Linked DNA regions of Homo sapiens: region 2 is linked to region 1. The links are chromatin loops, found by intact Hi-C in ENCODE. Cell type or tissue: OCI-LY7. All regions are shown on one strand. Each heading gives the region's core, and the rest is flanking DNA. Links, peaks and the distances in the headings are about the cores only. Region 1 overlaps BALR6 (B-cell acute lymphoblastic leukemia associated long RNA 6). Region 2 has its middle 68 kb from the start of BALR6.

Region 1 (15,431 bases), core at 5,789-8,288:
TATACAATTATAGCTTTGGACATAAAGCAAGACACCAGAATTATACATTAATATTAACAGGACAATAGCTTTTCCTTCCTTTTAATTATTGTGTGAATACTTCTGTAGAACCAGATGACTGCACTTAGAATAACACTGAGATCTGAAGGAGTGCACCGGGAGAGCAACAAAAGATTCTGAGGAGTCTGAGGTCCTAAATTACTAACAGACAACATTAATGGAATACTTACCTTACTACTTACAAATATTAATGAGTACTTAACGTAAGCTTGAGTAGATATAGGAAATAACATAATTCCAGGTATTACCAAGAGAATAGATACACAAAGGTGAACATCCTTTCTCTCACATTCTTGCTAAAAGTTTCCTAGTCTTTTCTTCCCATGCACACTAATATGAAGGGGCCAAATTTAAAATCCTATGAATTTGTTTCACCAAACTGTAGAGGAAGATGGCAGACAAAGTAAACAGGGGAATTATAACATCTCAAGACTTCCATTGAATTTTCAGAGGTGAATCCTCTGAAGCAAACTACCAGTGTGGCATTTAGAAGGGTCTGTTTGTTAATTTTCTCTATTCATACGCCCCACTGCTCGGCACCTATACTATTCTCAATGAAGTTGGCCATGACCTCCACGTCACTACAACCAATGGGCTGTTTCACTCTCAAATTCCTTGATCACTCAGTAATAGTCAACAGCATGGACTGTTGTTCCCCTGGCATCCATAAGACCACACTCTCTTGACTTTCCTCCTACCTATCTAGATACTTCTCCTTAGTATATTCTCATCCTCTTCTACCCAGCTTTCAATTTCAGAGTTTCTCAAGGCTTGATCCTGGAGCTTCCTGCCTTCTTACTATCAACTCTCTTCCTCAGGGAGCTATTGATGTCCATGGCTTCTATTACTCTCTATATACCTATGACTCCCTGAGGTACATCTCCAGCTCAGATATCTTCCAGTCTTCACTTGGATGTCTCAAAGGCACTTACACTAAGCCAAACTCATGGTCTTTCCCCTCATCTTGAACCTTCTCTCATATTTCTGAACTCAGTCAATAACACGTCCATTTACATAGTTGCAGAGGCCATAAACAAGTCTATTTCTCATTATCCATTAATTTCATTCTTAAAATATTACTAGGGCCTTTCCCTTCTTGATTTCCACTGTGACAACTTTCATTTAAGCCTCTTTCACATTTCATCTGAAATATCTTTCTAATTTATCACTCCTTATCTTCCCTTGAGGCCCTTGCATGCATTCTCCCTTTAGCAGTCAGGGATATTCTATGAATATGGAAATTTGATCTGGGTTCTCTCTTAAAGGCCTTTAAACTTTCTCATTTTTCTGAGGATTAAAAACTCCCATCTTTAACATGGCCTAAACATGAAGGCCTGCAAAATAGGGGCAGGTTATCTTTACTGCATCCCTGCAATTTCCTGCTTCAACCACACTTGCCTCTTTTCTGCTCTTCCAAAGGGCCATATTCCTACCTGCTTTGGTGCCTTGTACATGCCTGGGCCTTTTCTCCTATTCAGCCTTCAGAGTTCAATGCCACGTTATATCCTCAATAAAGGATTTCCTGACCTCTCAGCCTAGGTCAAGTCTTTTTTTTAGATGATTATTTAGCCTGTGAACTTTTGCCTCATAACACTTATCATACGTTTGCTTATCTATCTATCTCATATGCACTTAATGTGGTCAATAAATGGATGCTCATCTTAGTGAACATTGGCCCAAAGTTTCCGACCAGGCAACCTGGGTAGTAAGCAACATTGTAGGGCATCTGTGATAATTACTGTGGTAGATTAATTGACAGCCCAATTAATAACTTCCCTGTATTCACACCCTTCACAACGTGACTTTGCAAATCATTCCATCAAGTATTAGAGTTGATTTCCCTACCTTTGAATGGGGACTGGGCTTGAGATTTGCTTTGGTGAAAGAATGAATGGGGGAAGAAGTGACAGGGTGCCAATTCCAAGCCTAGGCCTCAAGAGCCTTTGCATGCTTTCACTCACTCATTCTTTGGACCTCTGCTTTTGCCATGTGATCAATACCAGGATTGTTTATCAGATGATGAGAGATCCTGTAAAGCAGATCCTAGCCTTCCTAGCTAAGGTTTTCTTAGACTATGAAGCTTCTACCTAACCCACCATCTGACCACAGACCCATAAGCAAGTCCAGACACACTCAGCCAAACCTGGCACAGATTAGCTGAACTGCTCAGCTAAAATATGGACCCATTAGAAACAATAAATGGTGTTTTAGCCACTGACTTTTGGGGTGATTTGTTACACAGTAATAGATAAAGGATTCAGCTACCAACTAAAAGTTTCTCTATAATGTACACTTTATCCAAGGAAATGTATTTGAAGCCTCAAATGTTTAGCTATCAACAAATACCAGTGCCTTCTTTTCCTTTCCTTCTTATCTGGCTGGGTAAATGTATACATATTTTTACAGGACAGTGAATTCATCACCAAATATAGCCCTCTGAAAGGAATATAGGTGAAAGTCACTCCATATTTACAGAGAAATTTTATCAGACAAAAGCATCAACAGAAAAGACATGTTTAGTCTCCATTAACTACACAGCTGGACATTCTGGCTGGTCTGGGAGTTCAGCCTTTATTGGTGGGAGGCAATGTGTCAATTCTTCACCTGTATGTCCATCGGCTTTTGGGTCTTGAGGGCCATTGAGTGGAGTCTGATTATAAATTTGCTGCCTTATATCTACTGTATCCCCAAATCTACAGAGAAATAGAGAAATTTCTTGGCAGAAAAGAGAATAGAATATTGATACAGTCATGTGACAATAAAATATATCTAAAGGACAAGTGTGAATGCACCCTTGACCAAATAGTGGGAGGGGGCAGCAGACTCTGAGGGAACTCTCAATTGGTCCTGTCTAAGGGTTAGAGGTGACTCTGGTTTTAAATGCAGCCTTTAATATGCATCAGATTCCATTCTGACAGACTCATCCAGTTACTGGAGTATACCTTGGAGTAAATAGCTCCATGTGCATATATATATTGAAAGAGATAAACAACAAATTATAAATAGAATAAAAACTTAAGGATGGAAAATAAAACATCAACATTTAGAAGGAAATATGGGAGAATTTAGTTAGAATGTTATGTTAGGACATTATCTCCTAAACAAAATGCAAAATTTATAAAATCATAAAGGAAAAGATTCATATATTTGGCTGCATGAAAATTCTAAATTCTGTTCAGTAAAATTACCACATACAAAACTAACAAAAGAAAAGCCATAGACTGTCACACACACATATATAAACACACACACACACACGGAATCTAAATATATGGAAAAGGATCAGTATTCAAAATATACAAAGAATTCTTCCAAATCAATCAGAAAAAGCCAAGTACTCCCAGTGAAAAAATGTGCAGAGAATATTAATAGGAAATTCACACGATAAGAAATCTAAATGATTCACAAAACATAGGAGAAGATATTCAATCTCACTAAATGATTTGTCCACTTTATCTATCTGTTGGCAAAATTTTTAAGTCTGACATTATCAGGTGTTGAGCAGATTGTGGAAAAGTACAAACTATCATAAACTACCAATGGGCATATAAATCTATTGAGCCACTTTGGAGAGTAGTCTAGCAATGACTAGCACAATCCAGCAATTCCACTTCTGGCTATAAATTCTTTTTAAAAACTGTATTGCACATGTACAGAACAAAAAGTTCATCACATCATTGTTTCTAAAAAGAAAAAAAAAGAAATCTAAAATGTCCATCATTAAAGTGTGAGCGAATTAAGTTGCTGTGTTTGTATATAATGAAGTACTATATGGCAATTAAAATAATTTACATTATGTGTATGAATATGGCTAAATCTCTGAAAAGCATAATGTGGAGTGAAAAATACAAATTGCAGTTTCATGCATATGTAAAATACTATATATGAGAAAAATATATACATGTCTAATTTAAATATAACAAATGTATGTGAATAATAAACATAGCACCCATGATTGTGGCTGCCTTTGAGATTGAGAAAGAAGATAACAATGTCAGAATATATTTTAGAAAGACTTAACTGAATCTGGATTGTCTTCATTCTTTCATGAAAAATGAAAAAGATTGAAGCAAAAAAAAGAATACTGGAATATGTTAGTTCTACGTGATAATACATTGATATTTAACTTGTGTTTCTCTATAGTTTTCTGTATTTTAAAAATATTTAATCTTATTGTACAAGAACTTATTAAGCACTGATTAAGTGACAAAAAAAAAAGAAAAGAAAAAAGCAAGAAAAAAAGAACTCAGTTAGCTTCAGGTCCCTGTCTGCTCCGAGAAGTGTTCTGCAAAGTTACAAATGATGCCCGTGCATAAAGAGTTTCATGGTCAACAGAAATTAACATGAAGACCCAGGCTTGGCCTTCAGAGAGCTCCCGCTCCACGGGAAGAACTGACTCAGTTGTGTGTCTATGTAGCAGGTGACCAAAAGCTTCCCAAACTTCCATTTCTAGTAAACTAGGTGCACGGAACTCTGTTTTCACTTTCCTTTACTCCTTTCTGCCACACCTTGCAAGAGCTTCTTAAATTGTGAAATTTCTGACATTCATTTCTGTGAGTATTCTACAAAAGTAAGGATATTTTTGTCATCTTCCAAATGTCCAACACCTTTCTGGTTTTCTTTTTATATGGCTTCTAGATAGATTAACTTTTTTCTACCACGCTGTCTGAAAAGGTTACCATTTCAAAAGCTTTATTCAAGAAGGGTTGTGATAAAAGTGCCCTAAATTTCCACCCTATTGGATTGAGGATGTTGGATAGAAGTCTGAAAAATAGAAATATAGAAGCCAAAAAGAACTTTTTAAAAGGAGTGATAGAAAACCCAGTAGCCTAGTGAAGATCAATAGTACAGTGAAGACAAATGATCCAAGAGGCCAAGTTCACCTTTCCTCCTGGCATCCCTGGTATGTTCCAGGAAGAAAATCGGTACTGCTGAAGAATGGGATTGCCCGTAAATATTTCTTTAAAGCTGAAAGATATGGGGGAGACAGTGTCTTATTTTCACTTTCCCCTGAACTCTCCCCATCCATGTTCAACAGGAGTAGCTGGTGAAAGTGGGTATCAATGTTGCTTATTGGAGATGTTGTAAAGGGGACTCCAGCTTGGAAGGAAGGTTGGATTAGATCACCTCACTGCTTCCTTCTAAATCCATGCTTCTGATCCTAGAACAGGATGTTGCTGACTGAGACTCTGCAGGCTGGAAGCCTCAGAAAATGCACTCGGGTGGGGTGCTGAAAGCAAGTGGAATCTGAGGGAATTTATTTGGGCATTTACCCTGGGACCGCTTTGGAACCAAAGCGAGAGGCTGAGGAAGAGGGGAAAATGACAAGGAAACAATTTCTGAATGTGTGCAGAATCCAGAAAACATGTTTTACTATGTCCTCAGCTGAATTTTTGTCTCCCACTTTCCCTATGCCAAAAATGACCTCACTATATTCTTCACAGAATGAGGCTCATGGTTAGAAGTCTCTTTATACACAACAATAATTTTAGAATGTGATACATGAAGGAAAGCTATCCACCACATTATAGAAAATCCATGGCTTCCCTGTATCTATCAGGTAAAAGAAGTTACCTGAAATGCTCTGTCCTCTTCCTCCTCAGGGGTCAACAACTCACCCAACCCCTACAGCCCTGTCAAGGAGATCACATACAAAACCCACATGCCAGCCTATTTTTCTCCATTAAGCAAAATATCATCATGACATTCACTGAAAAAAGGGGTAAAGGAAGTCTGTGTTTCAGATTTTGTTTCAGTCTTCTGGAATCAAACAAAATAACCCACATAACGGCCTCTGGGGCAAAAAGTGTGCAAAAATGAAGGTTTTAGGAAAACTCCAAATTGGATCAGGCCTGAGACTTAAACTATATACCGTGATTCTTTGGTATTGTTTGGTTTCATCATCTGTCTCCCACTTTGCCCAACTTTTATCAGACAAGACAGGAAGCAGGCACTCTTTATTCTGTATGCACAGTAGCTCTCTCAAAAACATCTTTATTCAGCTTCTTCGCTAATGTCTCCGGCAAAGGCATCAACATGCTTTGTGCAAAATGAATTACTGCTAATTAAAAATCAACAGAAATGAGCATGCAACACTCTGTGCCCCATTAATATTTTAACCAGCAGCATGAGTAATTAAAGCTGCGCTAATTTTTTCCTCTCTCGCACAGCATCTATAACCAGTCAATAAATTACATAAAAAGTACAGGTGTGTTTCGCTGTCAGAGGCATAATATAATGATAAATCGACATCATTTCTCATACTTAACGGTCCCCCATTTGGTGCCAACTAAGAACTTGCTGTTATCTTTGCATTTGTAAATGACACACACGCATGCCACACACACACACACACACACACACAAAATACTAAAAGGGAAGGCCATACGCCAGTACTGGCCCAAGTTCATGGGCTTCAGTTTGTACTTCAAAAGAGGGAAGCTAGTTGTTTGATAAGCAAAGTCTGCTGCCCTATATTTTGTTTCCTCTATTTTTTTTCCTGATGTTCATGAAGAGGGGATATGCTCCCCAGCCCCCAGGAACTATGTCAGAAAGTAAGATGGAGGAAACCATTACCAATTTCTATTATATTTTTCAATGCACATCAAGATTCACACACACACACACACACACACACACAAACACACACACACACACACACACCCTGGTGAGTACAGACCCTAGCCCTCTGCCATTCCCCAGTTCACTAGGCAAACCACTTCTGCTTTTTCCATTTCAATGATTACTCTTTGTAAAGCTTTCTCTTTCAAAAAAAAAAAACCCGATATGTACAGATGTTAAGTGTTGCTCTTTTTTCTTCCATAGAAAACATTAAGAAGTTGTTATTTACTGCTTCCTTTGGAAAGGTTCTAAATTATTTATCCCTCAGTAGTTCTCACTCTTCTTTTCCCAGTTACATTCCTCTTTCTTAGGACCCCTCTTGCCCTCCTTCCACTGGCATCAGCACCACACAAGCCCCCAGGTTGTGCCTAAGAAAAGCACTACCTGTTTCAGGCCTTTCAGAAGGCAGCCAGTAGGTCCTGCTGTAGCTCTACATTTGCCTTCGTTGGTGAAGAGCTAGAGCTCCAACACGGCTTTCTCTAAGAGGCTGACTGTGAATGCAATTCTGAAGGATGGATTCAGCAATTCTGGGCATCCTACAATGTGTCTTCACTTTTCTGCTAAAAAATGAATGTCAGCAGACAGGATGAGAGAGACCATTTTTAATTCAGTATTACTTAAGTCGAAAATACGTCCCTCAATCTTTCCTCCTCTAAGTAGCTTTTTTATTTTTACTAATTAAACAATTGTTTGCTTTGGAGAAGCAGTAAAATACGTTGAGAGTACTTTTAGCCTAAGGCAACTAGATGCCCCAGATATATCAGGCCAGTACCATCTTTTTAATGGACTTTCTTGCTGTCTGCTGCAAACAATCTGGGCAGTGAGATGCTCCAGCTCTCCTGGTCTGTTTCCCCTCCACCCTGTTGCCGTTCCAATGGCCCGGACTCCTTCATGCCTCACATCTGCACCATTAGGCCCCAGAAAGGTGGGCAAGGGGCCCAGTGGCCACAAAACCACTTCTACTCACTGGCAATACTTCAACAACCCTGCTGCCTGCATCACAAAAATCTTCGATGATGTTCAGTTCACAAATCTGGTTAGCTTATTTTAGCCAACTGTACTATCCACAAAAATTAAGGCAATTATTGTTTGCTTTAGGAGGAGTTTGATCTGACAGTCCATTCTGCTCAGAAATTTTGTTTCCCATTATGGTGTGATGATTTTATTTCTCTCTAGCTCTCTCTCTTTTTAAAGATGTGTGTGATTGCTCAGACCCACAGACATACAACATACAAAGGTATAAATTTTACAAGTTAAATACAATTACTTCTATCCAGAATTCTACTAATGTTTGTTAATGACTTGACCTGTCTAAAATACATAGGAGGTAGTTTAAGGTGCGAGAAGGAACAGCAGTAAACAGAGGGGGAAGCTGAGCTCCAACCCTCGGTAATATCAATCACCCTCTCTCCCATAACTCCAAGTGCCAAAGGAAATACAGGAAATCTATGAAAGCTATTCTGCTTTTTTTCTCTGGGAAAATTCTATTTAAGTGGCAAGAGGGGAAAAAGGAAACAAGGAAGGAAGGAGGGGAGGAAGGAAGGAATGAAGGGAGGGAAGGAGGGAGGGAAAGAGGGAGAAGAAGGGGAGGAAAGAAAACACACAAAGCACACATAAGTGCCTCTCAAAATGTGAAAGATTTCTGTTTAATTTTGTTTAAGTGTTCTGTGCTATCAGTTGCTGCTTGAATTAAATGAAAAGCAATTTCAGCGGTAAGCTGAGCCCTTAAATGTAAGAAATAATTTCCACTTTTCCTCAGCTCCAATCCTAAATTAGAAGAGACCCAATAGCTCCAATGAGGCAAAGGTGGAGGTGGGGTGTTGGTTTCCACTGGCCCACCTCCTCAGTGGTCCTCTGGGAAACACTCTTAATAATAGCTCAAGGGCTGAATGGAAAGGAGACATCAAAGCCCATATTTGAGAATCACGAATCTTTCCTCTGTGATTCTTAAAAATATGCTACAGAAAGAGCTTTGACATTGCCTGAAAGAGCCATGTGCTTTTTAAAATCGTGAATTGGATTCTACACTATATCTTTGTTAGCATTTTTTTCACTTAAAAGTGTTTTAAATGAATTCCTCTTGCAGAATTTTATTCTTCCTTTGGATGCTCAATTTTCTAAGAAAGAAAGTAAATCCTGCCAACTTTTCGTTACACATGATAATGAGAGAGGGACATCATGGGCAAGTTACATTTATAAATAATCCTAAATTCCCCTTCTATGCAATGGTTTGAGCAAAAATTTGATCAAAATTGTTTTTAAAAACGTTTTAAAGAGAGAAGATAATAGTTCTATTTGTAGTTCCACTTATTTTTTTCTGCAGGGCTAACAGAAATAACCGTGAGGAGTGAAATGTTAAAAAGACAATTAAAAAATTGTTAATCAATGTTTATAGAAGGTCACTGCTTTTAGAAATCCTGGAGAAATGGTCACCATCATCAGAAATACTGTCAATATCTTTGACTTGTAAGATATGCTATAGTCAAGTTGTGCATCAAAAGCAATTGAAACAGATAAGAGTGTAATTAATTCTGTCTAAGAGTTGGAGGGGGAGACAAAGAGTGGAGAATGAGTATAAAAAATAGTACACAAGAGTTATAAAAGGTTTTCTCAAAAAGCTTAGATTCAATGGGGAAGAAAAAAGTAATGTGCATGAACAGATAGGCATGGTCCTACTGATCAGAAATATGGTCATCTTAGGCTCTCCTCTCTCTCTCCCCCATATTTAGTCTTTTACTAAACTCTGTCTCTTCTACCACCTTAACATCTCTTGAACTTGTCACTCCTCTCCCTTTTTGCTGCCATGCTATTATTTCAGGCCCCTGTTTCCCCTGACCTGGTGGTCAGAATAGTCTAAGTCATGCAGTGATAACAAATAACCCCAAAATCTCCGTGGCTTAACACAAATTTCTTATGTATACGACATATCCAGCATGCATCACCTGGAGCTCTGTTTATCATAACCACTCAGGGACCCTGGCTAAGTTCCTAATGGAAGCTCCATTATCACCAAGTTAGGAGCAAAAAAACAAGATGAATCATGCACTGGCTCTTAAAATTTCCACCCAGAAATGACACATGACACCTCAGCTAACATTTCATTAGCTAAAGCGAGTCACACAGCTACACCCAGCCTCGCAGGGAGCAGAGCAATCATGCCATGTGCCCAAAAGAAAGAAAGCTAGAAATATTTGTGGTTGCACAGCATGAATAACTACCACATCTGCTTTAACTGAATAGCCCCTTAACTGGTCTTCCAGCTTCCGGCCCCACCTCCTCCAATGCATCCTCCACACTGACCTTTCTTAAATTCAAATACGATTATCTAAGCATATTATCACTCTGATTAAAAATGTTCACTGCCACATATATCACTTGAGATGAAGCTAAACTTGTTTCCCATGTTGAGCAAGCCAGTTTAGATCTGGCCTTGGGCTCACTTACAGTTTCTTCCTCGTCCACCACCACTATGGAAAGCATCCCAGTGTGTACCCAGTGTACCATGTACTCCAGCCATATAGAAATATAAAAGTGACATATCTTTGTTACCTTTGCACATGCTCTCCCTAAGCCTAGAATGACTCCCAACCTATCCCATCCCTTTCCTCTTAAAGAAGACATCCACTAAGACTCATCTAAAATGTGATATTCTCTGGACCACTTCCCTGACATCAAAGGTTGAATTACATGTTTTTTCTCTGCTCATATGGTGCCACCTATATACCTCTTTTCATGCCTTTTTTGTGTGAGAGTTACTACTTACCTATTCAGTTTCTCTACCAATAGATTTTGAGCCCTCCAAAAGGAAATGGACTCTTTTTATGGCAAGGGCCTGGCTTATAATTGGTTATTTGAAAATGTTTATTGGGTAAGTAAAGTAAAGCACAAATACAAAGTCAACTTCTAAGCTCCAGTACATATTCTAAAGTCTATGGGAATACCGAGTAAATGAAACACTAGTCTCCATCCAAAAGTATATTCATTTTCTCTTATTTGCACATATGTATGTGTTACAATGCTGAATCATTGAGAATAATTAATGCACTTTCTCTTTTGTATTTTCAAGTACAGGTCCTTCATTTCTATTGACTTGGGACATCTGTCTTCCTAGGGAGAAGATTAGAAAGGCTGAACATGGAATATGAAAAGGAAATAAGGTAATTTTCAGTTTCTGACATTCAAATACACTGTATAAGATTTTGTGGCAAGACAATAATCCTGCAAGCTAGTCTCTTATATTAAGAAAAATTGTCCAAATTTAGCATATTGAAAGCCAGACTTGGTAGGCTGGAGGGAAGTTCAGACGAGAATAAGAGAAAACGCTTGTCCTCAGGAGTCAGATGAGAAGACACTCCCTGATTTAGTCTCTACAGACTACCTGGAAAGGGAGTGGATTGTTAGACAACTGGGAATAGTACTGAAGGCAGAAAGAGGCTCTTCTCCTTATGCCCCTCACCTCTAACAAACTCTCTAATTAGTGTTCAAAGAGTAGGCCACTTTGCAGATTATTTTCACTAATGTGGAATACAACCACATCCAAGTAAAAGAGGCAACAAGCCATGTGAAAAAGGAAGATCTGACATTTATCCTTCCCAAACCTGTGCTGTATACATGAGACCCAGAAGTAGCTACCATGTTTTCCCAAGGAAGTCATCATAACTAGGTGAAGTGACTGTAGTATGAGCTGTGGAGTGGACCACTGTCTCACTACGTTTTGTGTTGCTCTAAAGGAAAACCTGAGTCTGGGTAATTTTTAAAGAAAATAGGTTTATTTGGCTCACAGTTCTGTAGGCTGCATAAGAAGCATGGTGCCAGTCTCTGCTTCTGGTGAGGGCTCAGGTTGCTTCCACTCATGGCAGAAGGTGAAGGGGCACTGGCCTGTGTAGAGACTACATGGTGGGAGAGGAAGCAAGAGGAAGGTTGAGGAAGCAAGAGGAAGGGAGAGGGGTGGAGGTGCCAGGCTCTTTTTAAACAACCAGTTCTCCTGGGAAACTAATAGTGCAAGAACTCACTCACCCCCACAGCCAAGGTGCAGATTAATATATTCATTAAGGGTCCACCTCCATGACACAAACGCCTCCCATTATACTCCCACCTCAAACATTTGGATCAAATTTCAACAGGCGGTTTGGGGACACAAATGTTCAAACTACAACAACTACCAAGAGCAGCTCTCAGCCAGAGCTCAGAGGGGTTAAAGGTGATCCTAGGTGAGACCAAGTCAGGTATGGCTCACCATCATGAGCACTGTACAAGTCAAAGAGAGGACCATGGTGCAGCAGATTCCAATATCAGAGGCCAACAGGACATTCAGCGGTCTGTGAACATGAGTCATGACCTCAGACATCAATGAACTACAGCCTCAACACACCCAACAGCAGCCTGAAGCACAAAGCTTCTTCCTCTCAGTATTAGGAGGGTGTGTAGTAAGTCTCACATCCCTCCACCCTGTTCAGCTGGATGCTATCAGATAGAGAGGATATTTGGAAAAAAATAATAATTTTAAAGAAACTGATAAAATTATTGCAGCAGTGAAAGCTTTAAGGCAAATTACAAGAAAGAATGGGTAACCCAGTATCTTCTATGTCTTCATCACTGCAGCTCAGATATTTGCCGCTAAACCACAGGTTCCTAGATATTTAGTTAATATTTTTCCTGCCTTCCAATGAGCAGGGGATGTAAAAGACTACATTATTACAAAAAAAGAAATTTTTCTTTGCTGTACATCTGGTTAAATTTACAAACCCACTACATATGTATATGTGTATTTCATTTGGACTTACATGTCTTACAAGAGGAAAATATATTTCAAATGTTTCAATCACATATGTTTTATCCCTTGCAGTCTACACAATACTAGAATCTGGACTTATTGATTGTAAAATTCATTCCAGAACCTTCTAGAATTGTCCTTCCAGAAGGTCACAGTATTCATTTTTAATACCTGTGCTAGAGAGGTCTGGTACTTTCCCAAGTCTGGTTCTCGTCTTCCAGGCACACAGGAAGATGGCATTCCACCAGCTCTTTGTCATGCTGAAGGTCCTGTACGACTGTTTTTGGCCAGTGTGTTGTGGAAAGTGTGGCGTGGTCACTTCTAGCAAAAGAGATGAGCATGACCCTCCAAATGTCTCTTCCTCTGCCCCCGTCACTGAGAAGGCCATATATTTCAGGCGATATATTGGTAGTATAGGTCTCCAAGTTCTGTGTGAAGGAGAGGCCCCAGCTCTCTCATAGGGTACATGTAACATAAGTGAGAAATAAACTTTTGGTATGTTAATTAAGGGAGATTTTGGAGGTATTTGTTACCACAACAAAACCTACACTATCCTGACTAATACACTATATTTCAGTTTCTCAGACTGAAAAATAAAGATACGAACTGGGGTTTTATCAATAAAATGGTATGAATATGGGAACAAAAAGATATTTTAAGCCACTTAAAAGAACAATACAAATAAACTCTGCTCGCAAATATCACAACAAAGAATGGGTAACCCAGTATCTTCTATGTCTTGGTTACTGAAGCTCAGATATTTACCACTAAACCACAGGTTCCTAGACCATCAATGGCTCTTTGCTTCTGTAAGCTTCACTGGCCTCATCCAGATGGCAAGTGTGAATATGATGATAGGAAGCATCATCATATTAAAACAGTACACCTAGCTTCAAAACAGCAAAACAGTGAGATTCCAAATACCAGTGTGTTACTAAAATATGATACTATAGAACAAAGGATGCTATGATAGTCCAACATGTTCCAAAACACTTTTCCTGAGTTATTTTCTTTAGCTAGCTCTGTGTAAAACTATTGCATACTCTCTCAGGAAACATAAAAATGATCTTGAGTGAACTTAAAAGCATGGAACAATCTTTATATATGCTTTTGATTGGGGAAATGAATAAATAAAACACGCTTTAAAAAGAACAATTCACAAAATTAGCAATTCCCAATACATAAGAGTATGTTGGGTGCTGTACCTGTGGCAAAGTTCCAATACAGTGGGATAGTTTGTGGCGCCAGGCTTGGACTTTTTTGTAGCAGAGACATCATCATTATAATCCATTAATAGACAGCTCACTCCATAAATATGTACATAAATTCAAAATCTTAGTGGTGGTATTATTATTCTAATGGAAATATTGTACATCTCAAATCAATAGAGGTGCTGCATTTAATTTGGAATTCAAGTTTCTGTGACAATGTCGGACTGCCTTGAAGAATCCCATTTACTCTGTGGCGTCTTCATCTCTGATAATGGACCTTAGTTTTTTGATTACCTGAAAGCTAATTACTTTTAGGGCCTTGGAGATCAGTAGTCAATCATTTTGCCTTTGTTGGATCTTAGATGTGTTATCCTAGAGTGTATAGTGACCCATGTGCTCATTCTTCATTAATTCCCTCAACATATATTTATTGTTTCCCATGTGACAAAAACTGTACCAAGTGCAGCAGTGAACAAAACAAACAAAAAATGTTTGCTCTCATGGCACTTATGCTATAGCGGGGTATAGGGTTAGAAAGTCAGGGTCAAAGTTTGGCTCTGCTAATCCTCAGAACCTCAGTTTCCTCACTGATAAAACTACGGGGCTGGAGGAAGTTCTCAACCTAAGGCACCGCCTTAGAGGGTGTTTGGAAATACATTAGAAGGTTTCTGTTATAATAATAACTGAAGGATGCTATTGGTATTTAGTGTCAGAGGCCAGGAATGTTAAACATCTTTAAGGCAGGACAGTCTGTCACCAGAAAGTCTAGTTCTACCTAAAAATCCAAAAATGCAAGTGAAACTCCCTTTGAAAACCCCAGATGCTTTCCAAAGCTCTTTCCAGCTCTAACATCATATAAATTTGGACGAATTGGCTTCTATCTCTTCTTGAGAGAAAACAACTAGGTGCTTGCTATCGCAGCGGACACATCTAGGGAAGAGAATCTCTGATATTTCTTCGTTTCTCTTGGATCTTTTAACTGAAAATATAAACCTAGAGCCTTGTGAAAACGAAAACGCAAGCCAAAGACACATTGTCTCATTCCAAGAACAGATTCCCATCAGAAAGGTGTCTGGATTTTTTCCCCAATAAAGTACAGTAAGAGTTTCTTACAACCCTGAGAGAGCATTCTATACCAAAAGAGGCACCCTATTCACACCACAGATACAAGAAGCACACATTAACCTGGAATCTAAGTCCATCCTGAACAGAATTTTGTGGCTTAATTAACCAGATTGATCTCCCCTGCTCTTCCTGAACCACAATAGATAATGTCAGTGTTTTCTTACTATGAGTCTATTTATGGCATCAAATACCTACAAATGAGTTCCGTGATGCTCAAACATATATACCCTTCTCAGGCTGTCCTTCTTTGGAGATTTTGTTTACTTGCTTAGGGGAAAAATAAGAAATGAAATCAGTTGAGGGGAAGGGATGAATATGTGCATTTCTAACTATTCCCAGGTGACGGTAATGCTGCTGATGGCGGTCCCTGGCCCTCAGTTTGAGAACCACAAGTTCAGGCAAACTTTCTTCTAAGTAATTTCTGGGCTGAGTAAATGTCAAAATTGTTCTGTAGCTAGAAAATGCAGAAACTGGTTCCAGAGTTTGACCCTATTTTTGATGTTCAACTTTGGTGCCAAACTTTGACAAATATTGAACTCATAGTTTTCATTCAGGGTGGCTGACGGCCACTAACTACTAAAACAACAACAACAAATTCCATCAGTGGTATCTTTACCCAGCCCAACGAAGAAGCAAGTTTT
Region 2 (15,431 bases), core at 6,828-9,327, 230 kb after region 1:
TAAATCCCATGACCTGGCCTTCTTGCCAAACCAAAAGATTGCATTTGAGTATGTTTTTATTTTTGTAACATCTACCAACATTCACCCTGACCTCCAGAAATCATATTATTTTCACTATATGTAAAAGAAAAAAATGCATTGACACAGTTGTTAGTACCTGAAATCACACAGAAAAACAGCTTACTAAATTCAATTGCACTTTCTTTGACTCTCTCATGTCTCTTTTGACCTAGCGTCTTGAATAACAGTGCTATATCTGTTTCACTTCTCTCTTTCTATACAATAAATCCCTTGCAGGCAGGAAATACTACTGCATTGTCTAGTGTTGTTAGAGTGCCTGCTTTACTTGCAGGATGGAAGAATGAATTTTTTTTAAAAGATTAGTCACTGGCTTTTATCTCTCAAGCTCTAGAAGAACTACAGATAATTCAATTTTACTAGAGGCAGCAAAGTGTTATTTTAAGAAAAACTGATCTTTGGAGCAGAAGGTTTGGAAATTATACTAGTCTCTTACTAGTTATGTGACCTTGGCCATGTCATCTAATCTCACTGAGCCAAAATTAACTCATCTGTTTAAAAAGGTTAATTATACATGTACTTTCTACCTTGCAGGGCCATTGTGGGAATAAAATGAGGTAACATGTGGGAAGTCATTTTCAAACCTGTATGCTATAGCTCTTCTTCCTCCTTGTCTCCCTCCTCTCCTCTCCCCTCATCTTTTCTAAAGATGAAGTATTGCTATGTTGCCCAGGCTGGTCTTGAAGTCTTGAGCTCCAGAGATCTGTCCTCCTCGGCCTACCAAAGTGCTGGGATTACAGGCATGAGCCACCATCCCTGGCACATTCATACAGGGTATTGCTATGTTGCCCAGGCTGGTCTTGAATTCCTAGGCTCAAGCAATCCTCCTGCCTCAGCCTCCCAAGTATCTGGGGCTTAAAGGTGCATGCCAATGCATTCAGTTCCCATTCATGATTTTAAAAACAATGTCTTATCAAGCCAGAAAGGGCAGTTCCAAGGGAAGGGAGGTTCCTCAAAATTATAAAGGTCATCTACAAGAAAATCTATAGCTAATATCATACTCAACAATGAAAGACTGGTTTCCACCTAAGGTAAGAAACATGACAAGGATGTCAATTCTCACCACTCCTACTCAACATTGTCCTGGAGGTCCTAGCCAATGCAATAAGGTAAGAAAAAGAAATTAAAGGTATACAGTTTGGAAAGAAAGAGATAAAAGTATCCCATTCACCAACAACATAATTGTCTATATAGAAAATTCCAAGAAACTTTTTTAAAAAATAAAAAATAAAAAGTTTCTATAATTAATAAGTGAACTTAGCAGGATTGCACCATACAAGCTCTACACAAGAAAATCATATTTCTTTTTCTGTAAGCCTCAGTTTTCTCATCTGTAAATTAGAGAAAATAATAAAATTTGCACTAAAACTTAATTTTAAGAGATAAACAGTTAATGTATGCAAATCATTCAGCATAATGCCTTGCATATTGTAAGTGCTTGATAAAAGCTGTCACATCACTATTATTAAATACAGGAAGGCAGATATGAAGGCCTGTGAAGTTGATGTAAAAGAGAACTATGGGTTTTGTGGACTAAAATTTCAATATGAGATTAGTAGATCTAGCTACCAAAAATAGCTAAGGCAATCTTAGGACTGCATTCTGAGATCTCCAGAATAAGGACATATTAAGCACACATATAAGACCCTCAACTTGAGTTCTGTGTTCAGTTTTGAATGCCATATCTTAACAGGTACATTGAGAAAACCAGGAGGATAAAGGTTTAGGAAACTATGCCATGACGACAGCAAATAAGGCTGAATGGCAGTGGCTTATCTCCATTGCCTTAACAGTTGGCTTGACAGTTACATGATAGTAGCCCACAAATATGCAAAGATCTGTCATATGGTATGAAGATAGACATTCTCCAGAAGACATTCTGTGACCAGAAGGTAGCAAGTATACACTTATTTAAATATAATATTATAAGTAACAATGAAAGATCCTCCCAAATTGGGCTGGTTACCTTGTGGGATGGGATGAACAGAAATATGATCCCCATCTTTATAAATAAGGAAAATTAAGACTAAAATTAGGGAACTTGACCAAAAGCTCAAAGCTAGCCAATATACAACCATGATTTAAATCTTGGTCTTTTGCCTCTGTATCCAAGGATTGTTATGGTCAATCGAAGAGTGGGGCTAGGACTGGAGTCCACAGTTTCTGGCTCAGCTATTTAGTCAAGTGGCCTGGGCCTCATGAGTGAGAAAGGTGGAAGCCAAAATGCAACTGTTTTGAAGCAACTTTCTAACTATGTTGGAGTTAGTCCACAGTGCTAAGTTTAAATGCAGAAAGGTGCAGAATTTAACCATCCAGCTAGTTAGAGCTATCCACCAAATGAATGTGGGATAGGGTGATGGGGTGTGAGCAGATGCTATTGATGTTTTTTGCCGAGTGTTTGAAAACCCACTACGAATATTGATGCCAAGAGCTTGTTGCTGGCTTTTAAAAACAAACAGAAGATGGAACAGCCATTTTTTTTCTCAATACAAGATACTGTTAGCCAAATACAGAATTTCAGTTTGGTTAAGAAACACAGGTCCATCACACATTTACTCCTATTGTCAAAATGTGGTTGTTGATGCTTTGGAGAGCGAACTCTCCTGAAAGTGTCATAGTAACCTCAGCATACAGAGGCCCAGGCGGCCAGGCCATATGTGTGATGATGCCGTGTCCTGACAGCTGAATCAGCCAATGAATGAATTTTTAAATAATTATTCAATCTCTTCCAACAGAAGCTCATTAGCTGCTACCATTGTCACCCTCTATCTTGCCAATGAATTGACTTTTCAGTTCAGTAAAAGCTTAGAATTTTCCTACTCATGCAGGCAGATTAAAGCTCTCAACTAACTCAGGTGTAACTTATTTAATTCACCATCCAACTAATTACTGCAGATGCAGATAAACCAGGCTAACAGGAAAGAATCCACCTCCTAAAACAAAACAAAGAGCAAGTAAGCATGTTTCTCAATACTCAGCAAAGGCTGTGTCAGATGGCAGACATTTTTTAAAAACAAACAAAAATATGCTCCAATGACTTTGAAAATCAATGAATTATAAAGGGAAAAAATATAGCATGGTCTTTGTGCATTTAGGATCTACTTGGTTCAATTTTGAATGTCATTTAACAACAGAAGTACAATCAACTGTTTTAGTCAAGTAAAATTTGAATTCTCACACAATTTCATTTTAAACCAAGTATTTTTTATTACCAAAGAATAAACTATGTAGACTAGAATCAAGGACATTTTTAATGTGCACTCTCTGCCCTTCACAGAAGTTAACTTTGAAATGTAAACTTAATTGCATGTCTTTTACTCTAAATAACATTAATTGGATGTATTTTATTTTAGTAAAAATGTATGTTTTGAAGGGAGATAACAAAAAAAATCAGACTTTGTTTTGACAGGTCATTTTCTCAAAACATATATTCAGGAAATAAGTTATTTGAGCACATGCTCTGAAAACAATAGAGAACCAATCTTAAATGTCTTGTTAATTCATTTTTTCATTTACAAATGTTATAGACTGAATAAAAGTAAATGGTGCTGGGAAAATTGGTTAGCCATATGTAGAAAGCTGAAACTGGATCCCTTCCTTACACCTTATACAAAAATTAATTCAAGATGGATTAAAGACTTAAATGTTAGACCTAAAACTGTAAAAACCCTAGAAGAAAACCTAGGCAATACCATTCAGGACATAGGCATGGGCAAGGATTTCATGTCTAAAACACCAAAAGCAATGGCAACAAAAGCCAAAGTTGACAAATGGGATCTAATTAAACTAAAGAGCTTCTGCACAGCAAAAGAAACTACCATCAGAGTGAACAGGCAACCTACAGAATGGGAGAAAATTTTTGCAATCTACTCATCTGACAAAGGGCTAATATCCAGAATCTACAATGAACTCAAACAAATTTACAAGAAGAAAACAAACAACCCCATCAAAAAGTGGGCAAAGGATATGAACAGACATGTCTCAAAAGAAGACATTTATGCAGCCAGAAGACACATGAAAAAATGCTCATCATCACTGGCCATCAGAGAAATGCAAATCAAAACCACAATGAGATACCATCTCACACCAGTTAGAATGGAGATCATTAAAAAGTCAGGAAACAACAGGTGCTGGAGAGGATGTGGAAAATAGGAACACTTTTGTACTGTTGGTAGGACTGTAAACTAGCTCAACCGTTGTGGAAGTCAGTGTGGTGATTCCTCAGGGATCTAGACTAGAAATACCATTTGACCCAGCCATCCCATTACTGGGTATATACCCAAAGGATTATAAAACATGCTGCTATAAAGACACATGCACACGTATGTTTATTGCGGCACTATTCACAATAGCAAAGACTTGGAACCAACCCAAATGTCCAACAGTGATATACTGGATTAAGAAAATGTGGCACATATACACCATGGAATACTATGCAGCCATAAAAAATGATGAGTTCATGTTCTTTGTAGGGACGTGGATGAAGCTGGAAACCATCATTCTCAGCAAACTATCGCAAGGACAAAAAACCAAACACTGCATGTTCTCACTCATAGGTGGGAATTGAACAATGAGAACTCATGGACACAGGAAGGGGAACATCACACACACCAGGGCCTGTTGTGGGGTGGGGGGAGTGGGGAGGGATAGCATGAGGAGATATACCTAATGTTAAATGACGAGTTAATGGGTGCAACACACCAACATGGCACATGTATACATATGTAACAAACCTGCACGTTGTGCACATGTACCCTAAAACTTAAAGTATAATAAAAAAAAAGTTTTCTAACTTAGCAGAGAATGGTATTCTTGCCTATGCAAGAAAATCTCCATACAATATTATTCTATTTTATTAGTAACTACTACACAGTAACATTACATTCATGATACTCCTAGTAACCCATCACATGAAATGATTTTGGAAATATTTTATAGCCTCATTGTACAATAACTACACCCCTTTTTGAGAAGTATGGCCAAGGATAACATCCATGGGCAATAGAGAAAAGTTCAAGTACTCACTCCACCATTCACTCTGTGTGTAACCTCAGCAAATCCCTAACTTTCTAAGCATCAGTTTCTTCATCTGAAAAGTAAGAGTATCACTGCCCTTTTCTAACATGTAGCACAACTGAGCAAAAATAAGCCTTGATTACCCAAAATTCCATTAAAATAAGCAGGGTGTTGGAAGACTAGCCATTAAAATCTTGACTCATTATCAGATTATAGAAGCTCATTCATTCTAGATTTCTACATACTGTATAACAAAACAAAAGGGGATGCTTGAAATTAGCATTGTGTGATAACCTCAAAATTCTAAACCAGATATCAGCCTCCAATTCTTGAACTCTCTTTCTCTCTCTCTCTTCCTCTGTCTGATTCTATCTGTGTTTTCTTGTGCAGGTAAAGTCAATAGGCTCAGTTATGGGCCAGTGAAAGAGGTTTGTTTTTAAACTCTCTTTGGTTTAAAGTTGCTTCCGGCTTGGAGGAAGAAACCATCAACAACAACAATCCATTGCCCTGGAACATGGATGCCAGGACCCTTCCTGGAGAACCTAATTTAAAATTTCCTCAGCAAACATAACTCATGATATTTCCCAAAATGTGTTCTCCAAAGTTAAATCCCAAAAGGGAAACTAAGAGAGAGGAAAAAAAAAAAAAAGAGGCTCAATGATTAAATTGTTTGGAAAACTACATTTTTAAAACTTTTTTATGCCCCTCATGGAAATTCTTAGTTCTTCTTAGTTTAAATGAACAAATATTTGAAGAAAATAAATCTGTTTAAATTTGTTTAACCTAGTATTTCTCAAACATATTTGACTTTGTTCTCATGGTAGCTGTTTAGAAATCCCAATTTAGAGGAAGGCAAAGCAAGATGGCAGACTAGAAACCTCAACCGATCATTCCTCCCACAAGAACGCCAAGTTAACAACTGCCTACACAGAAAAAGCACCTTCACTAAAAACAAAAATCAGGTGAGCACTGGCAGTACCTGGTTCTAACTTCATATCACTGAAAGAGAGAGCCACTAAAGAGATAGAAAAAACAGTCCTGAATCGCCAGTGCCATCCCTTCCCAAGCCTGGCAGCAGAGGAGTAGTGGGGAGAGTTTCTCTGGGTGCTGGGGAAGAGAGAACACAGCAATTGTGAGGCACTTAACTCAGTTTTGTCCTGTTAGAGCAGAAAGAAAAACTGGACCAAACCCAGCTGACACCCACCCACAGACAAAGCATTTAAATTAACTCTAGCCAGAAGGAATTGCCATCCCAGCAGTCCGAACTTGAGTGCCTGCAAACCTCGCCACAGACGGCTGCAACACTGTGTCTCCAAGCAAATTTGAAAGGCTCTCTAGGCCATAAAGACTGAAACTCTTGGGTTAGTCCTAGTGCTGAACTAGGCCCAGAGGAAGTGGACTGAGGGGGTACATGACATACGGAGACACCAGCTAGGGCAGCCAAGGGAGTGCCGGTATCACCCCTCCCCTAATCCCAAGCTGTACAGCTCAAGGCTCCAAAAGAGACCTCTTCTTTCCACTTGAGGAGAGGAGAGGGAAGAGTAGGGAGGACTTTGTCTTGCATCTAAGATACCAGCTCAGCCACAGCAGGACAAGGCACCAGTCAGAGTCTGAGGCCCCCATTCCAGGCCCTAGCTCCCAGATGACATTTCTAAACAAACTCTGGGCCAGAAGAGAACCCATTGCCTTGAAGGAAAGGACCCAATCCTGGCAGCATTCATCACCTGCTAACTGAAGAGTCCTTGGTCCCTGAACAACCAGCAACAATACCCAGGTACTACATTGAGGGCCTTGGGTGAGCCTCTGAGACTTGCTGGCTTCAGCACTATACCAAATGTGGTGGCTGTGGGGCAAAACTTCATCTGCTTGAGAAAAGCAGAGGAAAAAGTAAATGGGATTTTGTCTTGCACCTTAGGTAACAGCACAGCCACAGTGGGGTAGAACACAAGTGGGCTCCTGGGGTCCCCAATTCCAGGACATGGCTCTTGGATGACATTCCTTGACCTCCCATTGGCCAGAGGGGAGTCTACTGCCCTAAAGGGTGAGTAATGAGCCAGACAGCATTCATGACAAGCTGACTTAAGAGACCTTGGGCCTTAAAGGAACATCAGCAGTAGTCTGGCATTACTCCTCATGGCTTGGGGTGGCAGTAGCTACAGGGTGAGGCTCCTTTGCCTATGGAAAGGGGAGGGAAGAGTGGGAAGGAATGCATCTTGTAGTTTTCGTGCCAGCTCAGCCACAATACAATAGAATACCAGATAAACTTCTAAGGAATTTAGCTCTTGTCCCTGACTCCCAGAAGGCAGTTCTGGACCCACCCAGGGACTGGGGGTCATTGCCACCATGAAAGGAAGGACACAGGCCTGGTTGACTTTGCCACCTGCTGACTGTAGAGCCCCAGGGCCATAAGTGAATATAGGCAGTTGTCATGGAGTGGCTACAGCAGGCCTTGGGTGAGACCTAGTCCTGTGCTGGCTTCAGGTCTGACCCAGTGTAGTCATAGTATTGGTGGCCACAGGGGTGCTTGTGTCACTTCACCTCCACCTTTAGCTAGCTCAGAACAGAAAGAGAGACCCTGTATGTTTGGAAGAAAGCAAGGAAAGAGAACAAGAGTCTCTGCCTGGTAATGCAGATCTCTCAGATCTTGTCCAAGACTAACAAGACAGTACCTCAAGTCTGCAAAAACCACAGTGTTACTGGGCTTGGGGCGCCCCCTAAAGCACAGCTTAGACCACAACACACAAGTCATTTCAAATATCTAGACAGCCTTCACAAGAAAGACAGCTATAAATAAGCCCAGACAGTAAAGACTACAATAAATACCAAACTCTTCAATACCCAAACACAAAAGAACATCTACTAGCATCAACACCATTTAGGAAAACATGGCCTCATGAAATGCACTAAATAAGTCACCAGGGAACAATCCTGGAGAAACAGGGATATGTGAACTTTCAGACAGAAAATTCAAATAGCTGTCATAAGGAAACTCAATGAAATTCAAGGTAACACAGAGAAAGAATTCAGATTCATATTAGATACGTTTAACAAAGAAATGGAAATAATTAAAAAGAATCAAGTAGAAATTCTAGAGCTGAAAAATGCAATTGGCATAGTAAAGAATGCATCAGAATCCTTTAATAGCAGAATTAATCACGCAGAAGAAAGAATTAGTAAGCTTGAATACAGGCTATTTTAAAATACACAGTCAGAGGAGACAAAAAAAGAATAAAACACAATGAAGCATGCCTACAGGATCTAGAAAATAGACTCAAGAGGGCAAATCTAAGATTTATTGGCCTTAAAGAGGAGGTAGAGAACAAGATAGGGATAGAAAGTTTATTCAAAGGAATAACAACAGAGAACTTCTCAAACCAAGAGGAAGAGATCAATATCCAAGTACAAGAAAGTTATAGAACAGCAAGCAAATTTAATGCAAAGGAGACTACTTCAAGACACTTAATAATACAATTCCCAAAGTTCAAGAATAAAGAAAGGAACCTAAAAGCAGAAAGAGAAAATAAATAAATAACATACAATGGAGCTCCAGTACATCTGGCAGCAGACTTTTCAGTGGAAAACTTACAGGCCAGGAGAGAGAGGCATGACATATTTAAAGTGCTGCAGGAAAATAACTTTTACCCTAGAATAGTGTATCAGGTGAAAATATCCTTCAAACTTGAAGGAGAATTAAAGACTTCCCCAGACAAACAAAAGCTGAGGGATTTCATCAATGCCAAGCCTGTCCTACAAGATATGCTAAAGGGAGAACTTTAATCAGAAAGAAAATGATATCAATAAGCAATAAGTAATCACCTGAAAGTACAAAACTCACGGGTAATGGTAAATACAGAGAAAAATACAGAATATTATAACACTATAACTGTGGTGTGTAAACTACTCTTATCCTAAGTAGAAAGACTGAATGATGAAACAATCAAAAATAATAACTACAACAACTTTTCCAGACATAGCCAGTACAAAAAGATATAAGTAGAAACAATAAAAAGTTGAAAAGTGAGGGAGTAAAGTTAAAGCATAGAGTTTTTGTTAGTTTTCCTTTTGCTTGTTTATTTCTTTGTTTATGCAAATAGTGTTAAGTTGTTATCAGGTTAAAATATGGGTTATAAGATAGTATTTGCAAGCCTCATGGTAACCTCAAACCAAAAAACATACAATGAATGCACAAAAAATAAAAACCAAGAAGCTGAATCATATCGCCAGAGAAAAATCACCTTCACTAGGGGAAAACAGGAAGGAAAGAAGGAAGAAAGATAAACCAGAAAACAAATAGGAGCTAAAAATAAAAACAATTGAATTCATGGACATAGAGAGCAGAAGGATGGTTACCAGAGGCTGGGAATGATAGTGGGGTTGGCCGGCGGCTGCGGCTGGGGAGGAGATGGGGATGGTTAGTGAGTATAAAAACATGGTAAGAATGAAGAAGACCTACTATTTTATAGTACGATAGGGATAGGGTGACTATAGTCAATAATAACATAATTATAAATTTTAAAATAACTTAAAGAGTGTAGTTGGATTGTTTGTAACTCAAAGGGCAAATGCTTGAGGGGATACTCCATTCCCTATAATGTGCTTATTTCACATTACAGGTCTGTATCAAAACACTTCATGTACCCCATAAATGTATACACCTACTATGTACCCACAAAAATGTTAAAAATAGAAAATAAAAACAAAATTTTGAAAAAGAAGTCTCACTTTAGTATTCCACCAAACACATTTAGGAAATTCTTGTTCAATTACTTGGTGCCCAGTATCACTTGAACCACCATCACATAGCCACTATATGGATCAAATGACGGTTCCCAAGGGAAAGAGTTTTTCAAAGTTACAATGTGTTTTGGTGATGATTCAGGGAAATTTAACAAACAAAAGGAAGACAAGCAAGAAAGGAAGTCTACATCAAAATATGAAGACTCTCAGCTATTATATGCTAAGCCATTACAAGGGATAGGAACCTACCCGGAGACTTAAGCAAATAAGGACATGTAGTAGTTCATGTATCTTAAAAATTCAAAGGTAGATTAAGCTTTGTAATGTAAATATTATTACCAGGCCTCTTATTTTCCTCTGTGTTAGCTTCATTCTCAGTCAAGATCCTTTTCTATGGCAGTCTCTGACCGCTTCAAACTAACAGTCTATCAGTTCAGAAGCCCCAGAAGAAAGAGCCCAACTTCCCAAAGGTCTAGCAAAAGTCCCAGACCTGACTTGAATTGAACCAATTTGGATTACCCACCCATTCCCGAAACAATTTGTGTAGCCAGAAGAGATGAAATAAGGGATGGAGGATGGGCCTGGCAAGAAATGGTTCACCAAAGGAATCTTAGGGTGATGTTACCAGAAGAAAGTGGAATAGATGCTGGGTAAACAAAACAACCTGGGTATCCAGAATATCCATCAAAGAAGGCCTGCCTGTGTGTATCTCCTTGGTATATAGAGACCATAAGACAATACATTATCTACTAAGTCTCTCTGCCTCATGACGCTGTCCTGCATCCAGGACTGCCTGTGCAGACTTCCACAAGAGGAGAAGCACAGGTTTGCCTAGGATTAAAGGCCACATGAAAGATAGCTATGCCTCTTATTCCAGGCTAGGAGGCCAGAATTGGATGTGTTTATCAGGACACTCATGATGCTTAGTCATGATTTTTAAGTAGTCTGAGCCATGCTTCAGGCATGTTCTGTAGGGGTAAGTGATTTTATTGTCAAAAAAAGTAACCTGCTGACATACATTAACGACGTGTGTGTGTGTGTATTCCTTTGTACCCTTACAATGAATTCTGAACTTCTATCATCCCATGAACCAAAGAGAAAATGACAGATGTTATTTTTTGGATAATCTGCTGTTCTGCTGAATGCTTTAGAGATTCTGAAGTTTAATCTTAATGTAAAATATTCTCTTATCATAAGGTTCCAGTACTGGGGGGAAGGGTAACTAAGTAATGCTGTGTAGTAAAAGAACATGGACTTTGGAACTAAATATATCTTCATCTATTCATTCAACACATATTTGCGGAGCAATTAAGAGGTGCCAGATATTATTCTGTGTGCTATAGATAGATACATCAGCAAACAAAATACAAAAATGCCTGCCCTTGTGTAGATTACATACTGGTGGGACTTGCATTCAAATTTCAGGTAATCAACTTGATCATCAACTAACCATATAAATTTGAATTTTTTCATCCGTAAAGAGGAAATGATAATCCCTTGCTTTTAGATGAAAAGTAAGAACTACATAGGATGATGCAGAACATGTCTCTAGCATGTCATCTAGGACACGGGTCCCCAGCCCTGGAACCTCAGACCAGAACCAGTCCTAGGCCTGTTAGGAACCTGGATGCACAGCACTAGGTGAGCCGAGGGCAAGCGAGCATTACTGCCTGAGCTCTGCCTCCTGTCAGATCAGCATTGGCATTAGATTCTCATAGGAGAGTGAACCCTATTGTGAACTGCACATGAGAGGGATCTAGGCTGCACGCTCCGCTCCTGATGAGAATCTAACTAATGCTTGATTATCTGAGGTGGAACAGTTTCATCCCCAAACTCTCACCCTGAGCCCACCCTGTCTGTGGAAAAATTGTCTTCACAGAACTTGTCCCTGGTGCCAAAAATGTTGGAGACCGCTGATCTAGGACATAGCAAACGTGCAATAAATGGCAGCCACTCTTGTAGCTATTATTCTAGTCTGTACAAATGGTTGAGTACCCACAAAAGACCTAAAGTAATGTTTTTGCAATAAAAAGAGAGTACACAAAATTAGATCTAAAAATCATAAATGAATTTTCCCAGTAGACAAAAAACATTGATAGTCATAATGTTTCTTTATGTTATTGAGATAGTAAAAACAGTGTGCAGAAACAAACGAATGAGAGGCAGAAACAAGAATCATCAGCCATCAACATTCTGGAACATTCACTTTTTAGGACAGTCCTCTGACCTCTGCTTGAACCCACCACTCTTTGCTGTCCTGTGATTTTTCCATATAGTAAATAGCATGTTATTTCGGTTCTGCCTGGCTGTTCACATCAAGAGTAAATAATCAGAGAACTCAAGGTTTAAAAAGTATGGTTACTCTAAAAGAAAAAAAGTGAGAGAGAGAGAAAAAAAATGATACCATAAGAAAACTGTTTTTCATGGCCACATAACCCCAGCAATAGAACACTAATGGTCGTTAAATACTATTCTAATCCTACAAGTGAACAGATTATTGAAAATTTCAAAGTGGCAGCTTTGATTTGAAGATTCACCTCATTGACTATCTAATTCATTCCTAATGACATAATCATTGGTGAACAGTAAACGCAATTCAGAGGGTCAGAACTCTCCTATTAGTCATTAGCTTTTATATCCAGAGTGCTATTTTACTACTGAGCCTTGTATTTTACTATTTAAAAGAAGAAAGTATCACGATTTTTAAGGTGATGATTATTAAAGTGCCGCCACAAACTGCACATGGTTATTATAGCACAAATAGCTATTTGAGACACACACAAAATACATTAAATCTGTTTCACATACAAGAAAATTTCTCAAATAAAACTCAGCTAGAGATAAATTAATTACCTTATTATGTTCCACAAGGAAAACAAGTGTTAGATACTCTGCTGCATTGTTTGTGGTAAGCAATCAATATTTTACTGTCTAACCATATTTAACTTTACATGTATATTTAAATCCCTTTCTACTAGGAATTCTAATACAATACTCTAAGCATAACTCATGGCCATATTCAGGTGAATTAAAGATTCCCTGAAATACACAACACGAAGGAAATAGTATTTCATCTGCATCTGTTTCTCTTATTTATTACCTAATCCTTCAACCCCCAATTCTCCCTACAGTTCTTTATTAATTTAAACAAAATACGTTCAATTGGACTTTTCTTAGTAAGGCACAAATCTGTACACTTACCCTATCACAAACCATTAATAAAAACCAAAAAAATTATATATAGTGAATACTTATATCAAAATCGGTTTCAAAAATGTTATGAGACTAATTAAAGAATTGTTCTTCCTTGTACTAGGCTCCTTTGAAAGGTTTGCTTATAGATTCGAGCAGCTCAAATATTGATCTGTTTCCTGTATTCTGAAGATGGATGGGACAGAACTGTAGTGTTTGGCTTTGCTATAGTTAACCCGAAAGCCTTTTAAATGTGCCTGAGAAATTAGTAAGTGGCAAGTTCAAGAGCTCTTTAAACATGGGAAATGTCATCATACCTACTGTTTGTTTTTTTTAATTTAAAATTTGTGATCAATGCCTCTATATTTCAAAATCCAATCATGGAGCTAATGCTAAAGAAAGCATAGTGGTGAAACAGAAAACATGCATAATGATGATGCTGGGTCCATATATATATATTAATGTGATGAGTCCTAGGAAAGGGGAGGAAGGGAAACCTGCCTTTTTTGTCAACTTGAAGTTACTGGACTTGATTTATCTTATTTTGCAGTTTATAAGATTAAAGAGTAATGTTCATTTTGCCCTTACATTTAATGTTTAAATTTAATAAATGTTTTCATCTTCGTGTCCATATGTCTGCTACTTCCCTTTCTCAAAATTTCAAAGTTGAATATTCTCTTAGAGCTTATTTCTCAGTAAACTCTAAAATTTACACTAACATTGTATATTTCCAAGGGTTGCCCATGAATTCTCAGAGTAAATCAATAAGTCAATGTCCCTTATTGTATCCATCCCAACAGTGCACAGAACCCTCCCCTATCTCATCTGGAGAGACACCAAAGAAATGAAAGGCAAGGTTTCCATCTAATGAGGTTGAGTGGACTTGGCACCCCAATATGAATGAAAACATTTATCCAATCATATTAGTAAAAATGGACAAGTTATTTGATGAACAGGATAGCTCTGAGCAATGTCATCATATAATATTAATTATCATATTTTATAACCCCCAGAGGCAAAGACTGGCCCTTTTGCAGATTTTTTTCCCAAGGGTTATAAAGTTCTCAATCTAGCACTTTTTCAAAAAAAATTAAAGATATTTTTATTGGAGGAGTAAAAGAGAAGTGTGGAGTTTAGCCAGGGTGGGAGGTTACTCTTTCTCTTTTTCCATGTCTAAAAACATACAGGTACAGATTATGCCAAAAAGCATTCAGTAATAATTCATTCTCAATCCTAACCTAGGCAATGCTCACAATTATCAGATTTTGTAATTCAAAAATAACTGTAACATATTACGTAAAATTGAGTTCTTCTGAATTCTCAACTATCTAAAATTTTTAGGAGGAAAGTGACCCATCAGCAGTGTTTTTCACGGCACTTGAAATAATTTCTCAGTCCTTTATCCTTTATTTTACAGTAAATTTTTCTTTGTTTGCAATAACTTCAGCAATGAAGATCGTGAATAAGGGAAAATGCATACCTTAAATTGGAATCTCTCATCATCCTTTGCCAAAAAGCCTCTAACATCGGACCATATTCTATGGACTTCTCACTTCCCACCATAACTTTCCCACCATAACTCTCCATCTCTCTATAACTCACCATCTCACTATAGGCTCTCTAATCTGTACATAATGGCAACCCTTAATATTTCCTCACTTTGAATTAATCCAATTAATTTTAACCCTTTTCTGCCCCATCTGGTTTAATCCCACTTTGCTAATAAGTAAGACCCAGATATTGCCTGAAAAGTTATAATGAGTCCCGAGAAATGTCCAGGTAGGGTTCTAACAAATTTAAAATGAGATGCAACTCATTTGAACCATTTTCATAGAGCTCAATAAAAAAAAAAATCACATCACAGTCAAAATTGTATCGGTAAGTTATTACTTCAATGCTCCATCTATATCTCTTGGGATCGTTTTTGAAGAAATGCTCTTGAACTACTGAAACACACTTTTATGCATTCTAATGACTGAGACGTTCAGGAGTATGAAAGTCCAGCTCTTTTGCCATACGTTTTGGAAAAGCTGCAGTTGTAAAACAAGAATTGATCGTCATAAAAAGGAATAATCAGAAATAAGAAATTTTGGCAATTAAAAATATAATTGCCATAAAAAATTGATAGAAAATATAGGGGGGGTGGAAGAAGAGAAAATATCCCAAAACACTGAGAAAAAAAAAAAAGAAATGGGTAACAAACAAAGAATCAGTTGAGGAGATCCATGAATGAGATACAAGAAGAAACTAAGAAAATAAAGGAAAGAAAACATTGGAGGCAAATTTCCACAGCTGAAAAATGACAGAAGCCATGAGATTAAAGGCAACCACAAAGTGCCTAACAGGATAACTTTAAGAAGAGCCATCTCTAGGGATAATTTGACATTTTGGATCACTGAGGACAATAC

Evidence for each region. Hi-C counts contacts between places; a loop is a spot of excess contacts. Peaks named below come from ENCODE experiments on the same cell type or tissue, not always from the same donor. Only the 100,000 strongest peaks of a DNase experiment are listed, where the experiment ranks them.
Region 2: it touches region 1 in a loop (3-fold over the local background); 2 of 110 quality-filtered maps call a loop at or near these places.

Annotation. Positions count from the first base shown.
Region 1 is chr3:18,119,033-18,134,463 of GRCh38, reverse strand. All of the region lies in intron 4 of BALR6 (B-cell acute lymphoblastic leukemia associated long RNA 6), which reads right to left. Among named protein-coding and RNA genes, the nearest start is that of BALR6, 160 kb to the right of the region's middle. RefSeq lists an enhancer at 5,719-6,594. In OCI-LY7, for the core only: CTCF peaks have their summits at 6,882 and 7,089; DNase peaks (open chromatin) are centred at 6,763 and 7,093; H3K4me3 peaks cover 1,707 bases; H3K27ac peaks cover 2,243 bases.
Region 2 is chr3:17,886,999-17,902,429 of GRCh38, reverse strand. No RefSeq gene overlaps it. Among named protein-coding and RNA genes, the nearest start is that of BALR6, 68 kb to the left of the region's middle. In OCI-LY7, for the core only: CTCF peaks have their summits at 7,607 and 7,813; a DNase peak (open chromatin) is centred at 7,789.